Regions from separate parts of the Mus musculus genome. Here region 2 is linked to region 1. A link is a loop called in an ENCODE intact Hi-C map of the cell type or tissue named here. Cell type or tissue: heart. All regions are shown on one strand. Region 1 overlaps Dock9 (dedicator of cytokinesis 9). Region 2 holds the start of Dock9 (dedicator of cytokinesis 9).

Region 1 (8,000 bases):
AGCAGAGGCAAGAGGCACAGGTTTTGAGGTAGCCCAGTCAACTGTGCAAGGAGTTTCAAGTCAACTGGAGCTACATAATGTCCCTGTCTCAGATAACAAAAAACAGAAAGAGTTAGTACCTTGATGGAGTTTGTATGGGGAGTATGTAACAGGAATAGCCACACTCATGGTGGGGCAGGCACTTCTTCAGCTATGTGACCTGGGACAAACTATTATGAATCTCGAATTTTACCTGGAAATGGGAATATGAACTAGAGATGTAGTTGGGTTGGTGGGGCGCTTGCCTGTCATGAATGAAGCCTTAGGTTCTCAGTACTGCACAGACCCTGTGTGGTGGCACACACCTGTGGAGTAGGAGGATCAGAAGGTCATCTTCGGCTACATTGCACACTCAAGGCTAGCCTGGGCTACATTACAACCTATCTTTACGTAAAAATAAAAGTTTTTAAGTAATAAAAAAAAAACAAGAAAAACAAAAGAAAAACTACCTCCAGCCACTGGTGGGAAATCTATCTTTAAAGTGGGAAAGTTCCTATTGTTATCCCCTTTTGGAATGTTCAGGATGAAGTGAACATGGCAAGACTCTTACTCCAGATTGCAGGGCACTCAGGCCATGTTTTCGATGCGTGTTCATATTGTACTTCAAGCCCATAAGAGATTCCCAGCCCTGGCTGTTCCCTCATACCCTTGGTCCCACCCTAGCTTCTGACTGATGGAGTGTGGCTGACATCAGTTCTAGTGTGAGGGGGGAGCTGAGGGTAGCGGATTTTAGCTGTACAAGGTCTTGGACCACTACTCTCCATGCTGGGCATGGCCATCGGTGTCACTCCAAAGTCCCCAGCTGTTTGGAATGCTCTTTCAGACCTGAGAACCACTGCATTCGGGTTCCTTTGCTTGTATTACACGGGAAAGTATCAACTACATACAACTCAGTTGATCTCTTTTGCCATTTAGATGACGAGCAGAGCAAACTGGAAGGTTCTGGTTCCGGTTTGGACAGCTACCTGCCTGAACTTGCCAAGGTGAGGCTATCCTCACACACCACCCTCCTGTGAGGGCTGGGTGCCTCTCATTCCGTGGCTCTCCTGTATGGCGGCACTGTTGCTATGATTGCCACTGTCTGCTTTCTGGGGTGAATGTGAGAGGGTGGGAATTATTTTACACGAGTGACAGACACTTCAGTCTGTTCTCCAGAAAATACCCTACAAAGTGTGTTGCTATTTTTTAAATGCTGCCATTGTACTTCTGTCTTCCTAAGTATTCTTTCTGTTCAGGCTTCTTTTACTTAAAATTATGTTCACTGGTGCCTTAGTTAATGCTACTGTAGCTGTGAAAAACACCATAACCAAAAGCAACTTGGAGAGGAAAGGGTGACCCGAGAGCTTACAACTCTCAGGCCATACCCCATCTCTGAGGGAAGAAATCAGGGCAGAAACTCGGAGCAGCAAACTGGAGTCAGGATCTGAAGCAGAGGCCATGGAGTAACGCTGCTGGCCGGTTTTCTTTTCCATGGCTTGCTCAGATCGGCTTTATTATAGGACCAGGACCAGCAGCCCAGGATGGCTCTGTCCATAGTGAGCTGGACCCTCCCTCATCAATCATCAGTTAAGAAAATGAACCACGGGCTAGCCCACAGGCCAGCCTGGCTAGGGCATCTTCTCAGATGACCTAACTCAGGTCAAGCTGACATAAATGAGCCAGTGCACTTGGGTGCTCTTTATCTACTCGATAGCCACAGTTCCCAAGAGGGTGATTGTGGTAATCTTGTCACTGCAACTAAAGAGGAGCTGCTGGTTTATGAAGCGTGTGGCCGGATCACCTGGATCAGCAGGAGAACAACCGCAAAGCTGGGCTCCTCCCTTCGTGCATTTTGTAACTTTGAGAAACCCCAGAGTCACTGAAAAGCACAAGGAAAAACAAAACAGCCATGTTGTGTTGCCTCTCTCCCAGAGCCAGTGCTGCCCCTGCCACTACCTCGTCAGCCTCAGTGGCAGGCGCATCCTTCAGACACTGCCTTTGCTCCCATTCTCCTTCGAGCCGCAGCCCCAGCCGCAGCCACAAACTGTGATGCCTTTACCTCCATTGTGTTCCGTGTTTTTACAAGTATTTCACCACGAGGACGCAGGGTGTTGATCCTGGATGTTTGAAAGTTGCTTTTCTGTTTACTTTGCTCTGATGTTCAGTACTATCTCATTTAGCCTTGTTTCGGGTACAGATCTGGTCAGTCATTTTTATTGTACTGTAGAAACATTTTAGCTCTTAGGCTATTTCCATTTTTTCTTACTTCGAACAATGTTACAATGAGTATCCTTGGCCCGATCTCCTGTGTGTGCATGTGCACACGGGTGTGTGTGTGTGCGTGCGTGTGTGTGTGTGCATGCATGTGTCTGTGTGTGTGTGCATGATTCTTTTAAATGAGTGACGCCTTTGTCTTCACTATCCCTCATTCTTTTTGTGTCCTTACCTTTCTGTTTTATTTTTAATAATAAAGTAAAATGGTGACTGTACACACCCACACGTTAAGCACTGTAATAGAATCATGCTGTGTCAATATAGGATTGCAACTAGACTAGCATTCAGCATTGACCTTTCTCAGTATAAATTTTCCTGGCTGGAACTGTGGGTATTGTTTTTCCTCAGGACTTAGCTGTTTCCACAGAATCTTTTTAGCACCTGCCTATTAAAGCTAACTTTAGAGCCCTCATTGTAACCTATGCCTAGCCTGGAGGAGTTTTGGGTTCTGGCTTCTATGTTTATTTTCTTGCTTTTTCTCCCGTGTGTGTGTGTGTGTGTGTGTGTGCGCGCGCGCGCGTGTTTCAGTCTCTGTGTCTCTGTATGCCTGTGTTGTATGTCTGTGCATGTGTCTGTTTCTGTGTGTTTGTATGTGGTGTGTATCTCTATATGTGTCTGTGTGTGTGTCTGCCTGTGTGTGTATGTGTATTTCTGTGTGCCTGTGTATATATCTGCATGCCTGTTTCTGTGTGTGTGCATATGTCTGTGTGTCTGTGTATGTGTGTGTCTGTCTCTGTGTGTTTGTGTGTTGAGTCTGTGTATTATGTCTGTGTGTGTGTCTGTATGTGTGTGTCTGTCTGTATGTGTGTCTGTGTGTGTGTCTGAAACCCAGGGCCTTGGATATGGTAGACCAATACTCTATCACTGAGTTGCACCCCTCACCCCATCATGTTAGGAAGTCTAGGCCTCGTTTGACACCCATATATGCATGTATCTTTATTTCTGGATGCTCAGAGGACCCCATAGCAACGGGTTAGAACTGCTTGACTCTTAGTTTATTGAAGCAGCACACTGACGCAACCTAGAAACCAGAAAAGAACTTTCTGGCAACTCAGTGAATAGCATGGTCACCTAAGAAACAGCTCAGGTTCTTTGAGTCCCACATTGGTTATTTAACACCTGCATTTTCAGGCCAGGTCTGGCGGCACACCACTGGGGAGGCAAAGTAGGAGGAATGCAAGTTCAGGGTCAGCCTGGCTCATAGCAAAACTCTGTCTTGGCCAAAGCAAAGCCAACAAAGAAATCCAATTTTTTTCCCCTATGAAGATGCATAAGAATTTTAGCTTTGTCTTCTGGTACCTGGCAGAAAACAAAGGCGAAAAAGGGGACAGTGTGTTGTCCTTCCCCCAGGTGTTCCCGTGAGGATCACTGGACCTGTGGATCTGTCAGTCCCTGTGCCTTCAGAATGCTGGCCTTCTCACAGTTGTGTTGTGAGGGGCCAGGCTCTACCTGGTGGCTGCCGGCCTATGCCTGGTCCCTTTGTGGTCAGCCCAGCTGTTTATCGCCTCCTGTTACAGTGCTGGGGTTGTGGCTCATTTGTTGAGGGAGCACGGGAACTGGCTAGCGAATGGACATCCTGTTTTCAGGAGGAATGAGTCCCGTGTTACAGAGTCAGATGGAGTGTGTGTGGAAAGGGGGAGGAGGGGAGTGTTCTCTGGGTAAAGAGGTCGGGGAAGCGTTTGATGGGAGGCCCAGGCAGTGTGAAGACTCTACAGTCTTCAGGGAGGATGCCTGGAACAATGGGGCCAGGCAAAGGTAGCTGGGGGTAACTTAATGGCCGAGTCCTCTCTGGACAGCTTGTCATTGCCTAACTCATCCTGTTCCTCTGGCTTTTGTTTTCTCCACTGAGACCCACACTTGGACAAACAGGAAATGTCTGACGGGAAGTTGTTTCAGTGCAAAATAACTGATGTTTCATTCTGGAATATTATGGACTAGCCTCATGATGTGAGTGAAGCCAACTTGGATTTTCAGGGTTGTTGGTGTGTTCTTGGGGCCTTTGCTTATTCCTGGAGAAAAGGCGCATCTTTACTGTTTCCATACCAGGGACAGACTGTATTTACCCTAAAAGTTCATCTTTTCCTCCTATTGTCTAGCAGGGAAGCAAACAGTTTTTACTGTAAATATAACAAAACACAGAGCATCAGTCTATAATTGTAAGAATTTATATTTAAAAGGCGTCTGTGAACCAGTGAGTTGGTTTCTTCTAGAACTCGGGGAGCTCCTCCCTCTGATTGCCTTCATGTTAGATGAGGCCGGAGGGTGTGCGTTGCCTTCTTGTGTAGAGGAAATGTGAAGAAAACCTCAGCTCTCTTCCTTCATTTTCTTCTGGGGATAGCGGGGCAAACAGTAGCTCACAACTTGTCATCTTGTATTCTGAAAGAGAGGCATCTCACGTGACTCCAAAAGCTTCCATTCAGTTTCTTATCATTTTATCTCGAAGTCAAAGAACTTTTCTTTACAGGTAAGCCTTTCATAGTTGAATACAGGACAGAGAAAGTGGTGTCTGCAACTTTATAGTCTCTTTGAGGCTGGATAAGGGCTGGGGACCATGCTCAACAGGACTTGTGGGAACCCGTGTGGTTTCCTGGACACATTTTAGTTTAATAAGAGTTTTAAAGCCAAGTTTGTAACAAACACTTCCTTCCCTAAGTCTCAAACCAGAAACGATGCCATTATTACACCAAGGGATTGACTGCAGTTTGGCAGTCATTGCGTTGATAAGCCTTCTAATTCTAGAAAGTTCTAGCCTGGCTTTGTGTCTTGAGGTGAAACGTAAGTCCTTTTGAGTTAAATCTCATATATGCAGTAAATATGTGTTATGGTAGCCTTTTAATTTAAGAAGTAAATAATTGGGGGATGGGAGGGGTCGGGTGGGGGTGAGGGATGGCTCAGCGGTTAAGAGCACTGACTGCTCTTCCAGAGATCCTGAGTTCAATTCCCAGCAACCACATGGTGACTCACAACCCTCTTTAATGGGATTGATGCTCTCTCCTGTGTGTCTGAAGACAGCTACAGTGTTCTCATATAAATAAAATAAATTTTTTTAAAAGTAAATAATCTGGGGGCTGGAGAGATGGCTCTGTTGTTAAAAGCACCAGCTGCTCTTCTGGGGGGGGGGCGCTTAGATTCCTAGCACGTGCATGGCAGCTCATAACCATCCAAGTTTCCAGTCCTAGGGGTGTCTATGGGTACATGGTTCAAAGGCATGCATACAGGCAAACCACCCATATACATAACAGTCTTTTAAAGAATTACACATTTTGGCCTCAGGGGATTTTGCTAACTGTTTTATTTCATTTTGTCTAAATGACTCAACACAGTATTTTTCCTGTAATACAGTACAGGAAAAATTATTTCAAATTATTATTTGAAATAAGTAAAATTGCCCATAGATTTTTTTCACTTTAAATCATTTCTTCGGCTCACAGAAAACTAGAGATACATCACTGTCTCTTCTGGAAACATGAGAATGTCGGTGACTGGGCTTAAGGTTTACTGTGTGGGTTAGGAGGTATTTTTGTTTGTTTGTTTTGGTATGGCTCTTTGGGCTGAGTCCTTCTCTTTGCCGAGTGTGCAAGTGACAGCTTCTAGGGAAAGTCGCTCTGCTCCTGTCCATTTCCCCCCGCACATTTCTCTCTCTACTGAACCTAAAATAGAAAGCAGGCCACGGCCAGGATGCAGCCACGGCCGTCTGAGGAAGCTCCTACAGCCCTCTGGACTGGCCGACCACAGTCTATTTTCAGAGCAGGACTGAATCCCGCCACCCTGAAATGCGCTCAATTGCATAGTCTTGGGATAATTTTTTTTAACAGCTGTATTTTTGTGGGCACCTTGGCTGTGAAAGTGCATATTATAAGTATCTTTACCAAACATTGATTAAGATTTTACTTTTATGCTTCCTGTCAGTAAAACTGCCCGTGTTGGGTAAAGAAGTCAATCTTTTATCTTCATGATTGTCCTCCTCTTCCTGAGAACTCCAGTGGTAACCTGCTGTGATTCCTCTCCTGCCACACTGGGCACCGAGAGAATGTGTATGTGCACGCGCAAGACAGCTAGCTGCTTCCTACGTGTGCTCGTGATTTCCCAGTTACTTTGATAGTTTCTCTACCATTAAAACGTATCTCATGGGTGTCTCTGTGTCAGCAGAGGGGACAGTCTCTTTGAAGATGGACCACACACAAGTCAAGGTTGTTCGTTGGTGGATAGTGTATGCATTATTCAGCCATGTACTTTTAGGAATATTTAGGTGATACTGGGTTTTCAGCCTCTGTAAATTGTACAGTAAGCATTAGGAAGTGTCACCTGTGAACTCGTCTTCAGGAGGACCGTCCCAAACTGGGATTCTAGGCCAAAGAGTATTGTGTTTTTGATGTTTTAGATACTGCTAGGTTTTGGACTTAAAGAATATAGCAGTTTATATTCCTGTTTCTCTGCCTTATTTCCAAAGTTTTATTTAAAGACTATTTTAGTCTACAACATCTGTCTTCTGCCAATCACTGATTTTTTTTGTTGTTGTTGTTATTTGTTTGTTTGCTTTGGTTTTTGGTTTTGTGATTTTATGTGTTTATTTGCTCTTTGGGTTTCTGCTTTATGTTTAACTTATGCACTCATATTTTCTTTTTATTTTTTATTGTAGTCTTCATTTTATTAAATATATTTTCCCTTTTTGTCTTGTGGAATAGTTAAAGATCTGGGCTTTTAAACAAGATGGCACACGTTAAAATATGAGATTCTATTTGATGTTGAAACTGGAAGAATCACTTAGGGCCCTGCCTTAGCACCTTGTCTTTGATGAGCAGGGATAACAAAAGTACAAGCCTTTGAAGGCTGGGTAATTTCTCAGTTATTATCTTGTGGTACTGGGGATTAAAGTAGAGGAGGCATCCGTCATGGTGGATATGTGCTGTTACTACAGCCTCAGATTATGAAAGCTTAAATGGGCATCAAGGAGAATATCTAGCAATAGATACCGGCTGTTGCCAACTAAAATCAGCTTTTGTAGTCATTAGTATTCCAAGTATTTATTATTTCCTGCATGAAGCCTCGCCCGCCCTGAGCCATGTTCTTGTTTCCTAGATCCTGTCTTACTAATATCCTTCAGCTACCATGTATTGTGTTTTCCTTTGGTTTGATGAGTGATTCTGGGCCTTGGGAGGGACAAGAGGAACTTTAAGAATCTGGTCTTGCTTTTTGTCTAGCTCATGGCCCAGCAGCTGTGTGAGGTAGATCATGGCTTTTGCTCCTCAGAATCTGTCTTCTTTTCCTAACAGGACATATTCCCTGGGTAACAGTGCCCATGTTTGGAAGCTTTGTGTCTAATTTGGCTACAAATATACTTTTCTTTTTAATGTATACATCTTATTCACTCTCCAGTTCTGAAGACCTCAGAGTAGTTTTGCTGTCTCTGCTAGTTTCTCCTGGCACAGTCAATTTAGATAGCAAGCAGCTTCCAGGAAGACACCAGCCATTGTGTCCAGCATTGAAGGTCCCAGATCACAGTCTTTGCCTTTGAGAAGAACTCAATCCAGGATTAGCATACAGTACTGCTTGTCACTTCCAGTCACCATGGCTCTAGAGAATCTCCTCACAGTTGACAGCATGCTCTTTGGGGTCACTTAAGTAAATTCCACTTACATGTGGTCTAGGTTTTTTGTGTGTTTAAAAAAAAGGGGGATAGAGATGTAGTGAGATGAAGCGCTCTCATA
Region 2 (8,000 bases), 50 kb before region 1:
TTCCAAGGCTCAGGGTGAGAGTGCATGCGCTGCCTTCAGCTTCCTTGGTGACTCTACCTGCAGCACCCTTGAAGAGAGCAGAAAACCGTGGCTGAGGTGACACAGAGTTGCCCCAGAACTTTCCAGTTCAGTGAGCTGGGCCACTTGATGGGCCGGCTATCTTGGGAAGGTGACTCTGTTACTTGGTCTGTGGTGTAAGTAGAATTTTGTAGTGCACATCCTATAGACACAGTTGAGAACCTTGCCATACATTCAACAGCTCTTCTGACATAAACCTCTGCCAGAGAAACTTTTTACAAGATGTATTTCCTTTAGAACCTGCATGTTTTCCCCTCTGGATGGTTTACATTATGGAACTGATCTTGTTTGCTTTTTTGTCCTGGCTGCCTCAGAGCTCAGTGTTTACCCCTCCCCTTGGTTACAAAAGACATTTAAAGTCATTGCTTTTTTTTTTTTTTTTTTTTTTTTTTTTTTTAATTTAAAGAAAATATACAAAATCCTTAAGACAGTGCCTACCTGATACATTAACATGTGGTGCTCAGTATTTGAAAACAACTGACAGGTTCAGCAGAGAGGATAGTTAGCAGTGTGTATGTGCATGAGAGAGGTGTGTGTATTTGTGTATGTGTGTGTGTGTGTACATAGGTGTGAGCTTGTGTGCATTCAGGAGTGTGAGCACCTATGAAGACCAGAAGTAGTTGTTAAGGTTTTGATTGCTTTTCACCTTACTTTTTTGAGATGGGATTTCTCACTGAGCCTGGAGGTCTTCTATTCTGCTACTGGCTATCAAATTAGCTACAAAATCCTCCTGTCCCTTCCCCCATCAGCAGTGGTTTGCAGACATACACACGGCTACACCTGGCTTTTATGTAGGGACTGGGAATCCACACTCATGACCTCGTGCTTGCTGAGCCCTCTCATTGTGGCTTTGAGACACCATCTTGAAAAGTAGTCTAGGCTGCTTTGAACTCACAGCCTGGGGTGCTGAGACTATACAGATGTACCATCCCAATTCCCCAGCCACTAAAGGATTTATTTTCAGTTGCTGCAGATCTTTGTAAGGTATTGCAACAGCATAGTTGGTGGAATTGTCTGTCCTTTTAGGCCGTAAAGCCAGAGTTCCGAATTTAAGACTTAAGTATATTCTTCAGCTTGGGAATAGCAACAGCAGTTACCCCCAAGTGAGCATCTGTACGCCATTGTGTGAAGGCTGTTTAGTATGTACGTTTAAAGTCCGAATCAGTTTGCCCGTGTGAGAAACAGGGCTAACTGACATAGAGTTTCCAAGAGTAGGTAAGACTGCAGACTGTAAGCAGTGCTTTGTACAGGGCAAACAGTGCTTCTCAGGCAACGTCTTAACCCAGCAGACTACTATGGATACCACTGCGGGTTGACTCAACAAATTGGATAGCTTGTTTCCTTAGCTGCTGGCTGCTGAGTGGCAGTGGAAATCTGAGGAAGATTAGGCCTATCCTGTGAGCCACCTAGAAGGTTTGTGAGCTGTTGCTCATGTCTGTGGTTTGTGCTGTGATTTCTAGCCTCTTATCTAGGACACCTCTAAATTTTAATTTCGTTCTTCTTTTGGCTTTATTTGTATGTAACTGAAACTCTCTACTCCTGCCCCTCTGTAACCTTAGAATGGTTTTTCAAATTCCTGGATTCTATTATTTTGGGATGCAGCTTTGATTAGAATGCCAGAGTTTGCCTTGAAAGATAATCTATAAGCTAGCCTCTTCTATATATTTTATTTTATTTTTTTCTTTCTTGAGACAGGGTTTCTCTCTGAAGTCCTGGCTGTCCTGGAACTTACTATGTAGAGTAGACAGGCCTCAAACTCGGAGTTCCGAAGCCTGCCTCTGTGTCCTGAGTGAAGAGAGTAAATGAGTGGTCACCACCATAACCTACCCAGTTTCTAAATCTTGGATAGTTTATTCTTTCTTTTCTTTAGTCTTTCGGGGAAGGGGTCATGGTGGGTGGGCCTTGAACTTCATATGTGTTTTAACGATAGAAAGATCTTGAAGTTCTGACCCTTCAGTCTCTACCTCCAGAATGCTATGATTACAGGCATGGATCCCAATTTCTGATTTATGTGATGCTAAGGATTGAACGCAGGGCTTTGTGCATGCCAGGCAAACACTACCAACAGAGCTATGTACCCAACTCTTTAAAAGTGTATTTATTATAAAAGCTAGGTTTTGATTTTTTTTTCTTGATACAGGAGCTTACTTTTAGTTCTAGGCAGGCCTTGAACTGGTGGCAATCCTCCTGCCTTAGTTATCCCCGAGTTTTGGAATTATAGGTGTGAACAGCCACACCCAGCAAGTTAACTATTTTTTAAATGGACTCAGTAATTTATTTACTACACAGTGGTGATCATAGTCAGAAGGATTTCTGGTGTTTAAATGACAGTGGCAGGTGCTGAAGGGAAAGAGGGAGGGCAGTTAGGCACTGTGTGGCCTCTCAGTTTCCACTTGAGTCCTACTGAGCTCTGGCAGTCTCCATCATCCTGGTGCCTGCAGAGTGATGGTGGGGCTGGGTGGGTTTGGACTGCATTTCTTCTGCTGGCTTCTGGTCCTAGACTATTTTGTACATTGAGACTGTGGATGCTATTTACTGACTATTATAATATTTGTATCTGTTACTAGACAGGTCTTGATTTCAAAGAAGTGAACAGGCACTAAATGGGAGGGGTTCCACCCGAAGGGCATCTTTACATTTAACCCACCTGTAGTACATGCTTTCTGTGCATCTTTGTAGCAAACCCCTTCGTGCATCTTTGTAGCAAACCCCTTCGTGCATCCTTGTAGCGAACCTCTCCGATGCTTGTGTTTTGATTTTTGCTAGTTGATCTCTTAAAAAGTTACTCCTTCAGGGAATATGAGGAAACAAAAAAGATAGCAGACTTCTTTTTTTTTTTTTTTCCATTTTTTATTAGGTATTTAACTCATTTACATTTCCAATGCTATACCAAAAGTCCCCCATATCCACCCACCCCCACTCCCCTGCCCACCCACTCCCCCTTTTTGGCCCTGGTGTTCCCCTGTACTGGGGCATATAAAGTTTGCAAGTCCAATGGGCCTCTCTTTCCAGTGATGGCCGACTAGGCCATCTTTTGATATATATGCAGCTAGAGTCAAGAGCTCCGGGGTACTGGTTAGTTCATAATGTTGTTCCACCTATAGGGTTGCAGATCCCTTTAGCTCCTTGGCTACTTTCTCTAGCTCCTCCATTGGGGGCCGTGTGACCCATCCAATAGCTGACTGTGAGCATCCACTTCTGTGTTTGCTAGGCCCCGGCCTAGTCTCACAAGAGACAGCTACATCTGGGTCCTTTCAATAAAATCTTGCTAGTGTATGCAATGGTGTCAGCGTTTGGATGCTGATTATGGGGTGGATCCCTGGATATGGCAGTCTCTACATGGTCCATCCTTTCATCTCAGCTCCAAACTTTGGCTCTGTAACTCCTGATAGCAGACTTCTGCAAGAACATCTGTGTATCTCTCTTCTTCAGGATATCTTTGGACTTCCCATCTTTTTCCTATTCTTGAGGGAAGAGACTTTCTGCTTTACGTTTCCACTCTGACCTTCTCCATCCTTTAACACTGGGCACACTACATCCTGGCACACACACGTTGTTGTGTGCAAAGAAAATGTCCATGGTAAATGCTTTGGCTGCATTATTAATTTATTCAGCATTACGGTATCATCTCCCTGGCATAAAACAGATACATGAGTTTGTCTGCTGCTGTCTGTCCTGCAAGGAGAAATGATTTCTTGAACTGTACCTCCTGGGAACACCCTTGCTTGCTCGTTTGGTCCTGCTTTGATCAGGAGCCAAGTTCTTGGTGCTTAGCCATAACACAAATGAAAGCGTTTTGAAACTGCAACTTTTAGACCAGCCAGGCGACCTAGCTGGGGGCTTCAGATCGGAAGTCCTTATGAGGGAGCCTCGCTGGGATCGGCAGGCTTCCTTCTCAATGCTGCACTATTTGGATTCACATTGATTTGGCCCACGCTGTGTGGAACAGACACAATGAGGCTGGTCTTTCATTGCAGAGGCAGTACACTGTGTATTGTTCTGTTTGGGGGTTGTTTTTCTTTGGCCAGCGAGCAGGAGCCTCCCATTCTCCTAGCTGTAGTAACACCCCTAGAGGCTGGCCTTCTCGGTCATGCCTTCCCCACCCCTCAGGCTCTGCACTTCCAGTGCCTGGGAAACAGGCTTCAGGCTTCCTTTCCTTTCTCTGGCCAGCGGTGCGGCTGGTGGGGGACTCTCAGCTGTCCCTGCTGCAGGCTTTCTGACAGTGGTCTGTGTGGAGAATGCAGGCTGAGAAGTACAGGACGAGCGGTAGAAGTGACAAGAAGGAGTTGGTCATCGAGTCCCCCCTGCAGTACAAGGATGCAGCTCAGGCAGACGTGGAGGCAGAGAGCTCCACATTGGTAAGAGTCCCGTCCTGTCGCCCTGTCCCGGGACCGTGACTGCTTCTGAATGAGTCAGTGACCCACCGCATCCCGCTGCTCTTTCTGACTTTCCGACTTGCTCCTTTCTGACTTGCTCCGCCTGTCTCTAGGAAACCCTTATCTCTACCTTTCCTTATAGACTGGCCTGAAGTCTACTTCCATCCTTCCTCAGGAAAGAAATGTTGACGTTTGTGGGTGAACAGGTTTCTGGGAGGAGCTTTGCATAAAACAATTTAGTATTGTTCAAAAATTTTGTCACACCTAGCCACAACGATTTTTTTTTTTCAGAAGTCAACTGGGCGGGGGTTTTAACAGCACCCTGGGAGTTGGAAAGGAAGTATTTTGCAGACTTAAACCCTTCTGTGCATTGTCTATTTATGTCAGTGAGAAAACAAGGCAGGTAGGTGCTGAGGAGTGCACGCCGGTCTCTTCCCCTTGTTTATTTTTATCAGGGGCGTTTGTGTTGAACAGAGTCAGAAAGAATCTCAGCTGACAGCAAAGTTGATGTTTTAGCATTAGCCAAACCCATAGTAGTTTGAACAAACTCAAGTGCCTTCTTAGACTCTGGAAGGGAAGACCATGTAAAGTAATTGTGTTGTTAACCGTCAATGAGTAGGCTGTGCTTCCCGTTTGGAATTTCTTTAGTACAATAAAGGCACATAATTTTTTAAAGCAAGCTGCAGAAACCACCAGCGTGCTCTGCCGAGGGGACAATTGAGCCTTTCACACGGGCTGTTAAAGGGATTGTCAAGCTAGTGCCTAGTACCTCTGTGTAGCTTTCCCCACCCCAAACATGGAAGTTCAGTTGTGGCTGCTCTAGTGCTCTAGTGTTTGGTTTCCAGTTTACTGCACTGGCAATTAACAGCTGTGAGGGTGGGAGCTTAAACTCTCCAAGAGCATATTTCACCCTGACCGAATCGCTTTCCTTTGTGATGAGGGGGGTTAACTTACTTGTATTGCGCCGCCTTCAAAACTGTACTGCTTGTTCTTGACTGAAAGTCAGTCAAATAAGTTGGCTCCCCCTCCCACCCCACCCCGCCACACGCACACAGTTCATTTTTAACATACAGATTTACTGCCTCCGCCCCTTTTCTGGAATATAAAGTTTACAGTTGTTTGCTCCCTATCTTCAAGCCTGATAGATAGCTCATTGTATCATCGTGGCTTGAGTCACCTGCATGCCTCCTAGGGTGAAATCCTAGAGTGGAAGATGAAGGATGTTGTGTGGTTTGGGTTTCCTGGGTGGATATCCTGAAATGTGTTTGTTCTCTCGTGGTTCTCTGGATGGGCAGAAATCGTTACCGGAAGAACTAAGTAGCTTGTAGTGATGTTCTGATTTTTTTCTTTCAAATAATGTAGAAGTGACTTCTCTTAAAAAAACATGACTGCTCTTTCTAGTGTTCTCATGTTTTCTGCGTATGCTGTAGTTCCTTGTTTAGCTCAGTCCAGATGGTTCCACTGGGAATTGTAAAAGACAAGGCTGGGCCAGCTACAGGTGTACATGGGGAAATGATTCTTGGGACATGGAAACTTCTGGTCCCGTGGAGTGGTCCAGTTCCGTGCACCTGCAGAGGGGTGTGGAGAGGGAAGGAAACTGATACAACCTGACAACTTTCTTATCTGCAGGAGTTTCTCTTCCACAGAGGTAAACAAGATAAGAGGGGAATATCAGATAGAAGCCAGGATGTTTAGGGGGTGCCTAGCCAGGGTGAATCTCTTTGTCTGTGAAGACAGCTGCTCACAGCAAATGAGAATGCAGCAAGCTGCTGAGAGCACAGCTTGCTTCTTAGGGGAGCATTCTAAAGTGTGCAGACCCAAGATCAGTATGTTGGGGTGCTGATCATTAGCATAGCACTGATAGCCCCTGGACTTGTGTGAGAACCCCTGAGCCCGTAATTGAGTGAACTATATGGAGAGATGTTTAGCCACAGGGAACATAGTCCATTTAGGAAGTAACATTTAGTTATTACGTGTAGTCCCTAGGAGAAAATAATGAACAATTTAGAAGGGACAACTAATGGTTAATAAAGAATGTAAATTGCATCCCGTTACTCCTGGGGTGGGATCCAGTTTAAAGTCTCATGTATGCAAGTCCTCAAATGCTCTACCATTGAGCCACACTGCAGCCCCTGGAAATAGTTAAGTGAAAGAGACAACCCCTCGAAGGCTGCCGTTGTTGCTAACTTGTTCTGTGTACTCCTGACTTGTCCTGTCTGTGCCTAAGAAAGCACAAGTCTCCATATCCTGTCTGCTTCGGAAAGTCCATGAATACAGAATCTTTTAAGTGTTTTCTCCCAGAACACCTCCAAAATCATGTATGGATTTATGCATGCGTGAGTGTGTGTGTATGTGTGCCTGCATGAGTATATGCATGTATGCATGTCTATCAGAAATCAGGCTCAGTTCTCATCCCTCAGGTGTAAAGACAGGAGCTTAAATTCCTGTCCCCATCTTATCAGCACTAAGACTGTAAGAACACACTGCCACATCTGCCTTTAGCACATGGAGCTGGGGATCAGATTAAGTCCTTAGGCTTGCATAGCAAGTGCTTACCTGACGGCTGCCTCCCGACCCATATATGCCTAATTTTTAATGGCAATGTAATTTTCCCCTTTTAATATCTACTTTAATTGTGTAGTTATTCGGTTTGTTACTAGTTCTTTGCCATCAGTCACAATGCCACAGTGAATGTACTGGTGTATGCATCTTAAAGTGCTTTCTGCAGACTTAGCTTGTAAACTGAAGTTTTGCCTTGCCGTGGTGCTTCCTTTTCCTCTGGCCTGACAGACTTGACACGTTTAAGGTTTTCCTTTTAGGGCTAGGAAAGCCATTGGTGGTGGTTCTGTTTTTAGATTGAGTTTTGACTTCCAGGACCGTCTGTCTCATTTCCTACCCAGTGTATAGGTGCAGGTTACCACACCTGCTGGAAGTCAGTACTTTCAGCAAGATCCTGTGCCTAGATGTCAGGAAAACTCTGAGACCAAAGGGTCTGTCTCATAGGTGGGTCTTGTCTGCATAGTTCTAGAGAGCAGAAGAGACAGATGTCCCTGTGCCACTCAGGTTAAGTTCCAAACCATCGGTGGTGACTCTGTGACTGTGGGTAATGTGTGGGGAGCGCTGGGGATGTTCTTGATATCTGAGGGCTGTCTGCTCACACTGAATACCACTCTCTCCCCTCCAAATGCTAACTCTTGGAAAGACATTATCCTAATTGTTATTTTGCTGCCCTTGAGAGGAAAAGGGTGTGGAGCTCCTGGAGTGGAATTTGGCAGATCATTCAGTGGAGCTCCTGGGTGGGATTAATTCTGTGAGGTGGACAGGGAGGAGCTAAACTTCACATGCAAATGGAGTCCTGTTTCCACATACATGTTTGCTTTTTCATATCTTTGTGGGACATAACACATGTTAACAGATTTGAGTTCTGACTCCAATGTTTGCAGTCACACGTGATCACTAAGCAGTGTGGCGGCTGCCCGTGTGCACCTTGTAGAGAGAGGACTTGGCTTCCAGTGGCCCCGTCGGTGCCCAGCTCCTACAGCAGAG

What was found. A loop is a pair of places that touch in the nucleus more often than their neighbours do. Peaks named below come from ENCODE experiments on the same cell type or tissue, not always from the same donor. Only the 100,000 strongest peaks of a DNase experiment are listed, where the experiment ranks them.
Region 2: it touches region 1 in a loop (2.7-fold over the local background); 9 of 42 quality-filtered maps call a loop at or near these places.

What each region holds. Positions count from the first base shown.
Region 1 is chr14:121,644,772-121,652,771 of GRCm38, reverse strand. It overlaps Dock9 (dedicator of cytokinesis 9), which reads left to right. Exons shown (of 54, transcript NM_001081039.1): 9 at 955-1,022. Among named protein-coding and RNA genes, the nearest start is that of Dock9, 50 kb to the left of the region's middle. In heart, no CTCF peak of the experiment used is centred here; DNase peaks (open chromatin) are centred at 3,881 and 5,971; H3K4me3 peaks cover 473 bases; H3K27ac peaks cover 1,889 bases.
Region 2 is chr14:121,694,630-121,702,629 of GRCm38, reverse strand. Dock9 (dedicator of cytokinesis 9) reads left to right here and starts at 4,213. Exons shown (of 54, transcript NM_001081039.1): 1 at 4,213-4,436. The coding sequence starts at 4,317. In heart, a CTCF peak has its summit at 4,167; DNase peaks (open chromatin) are centred at 4,169, 5,419, 6,005 and 7,709; H3K4me3 peaks cover 1,784 bases; H3K27ac peaks cover 1,418 bases.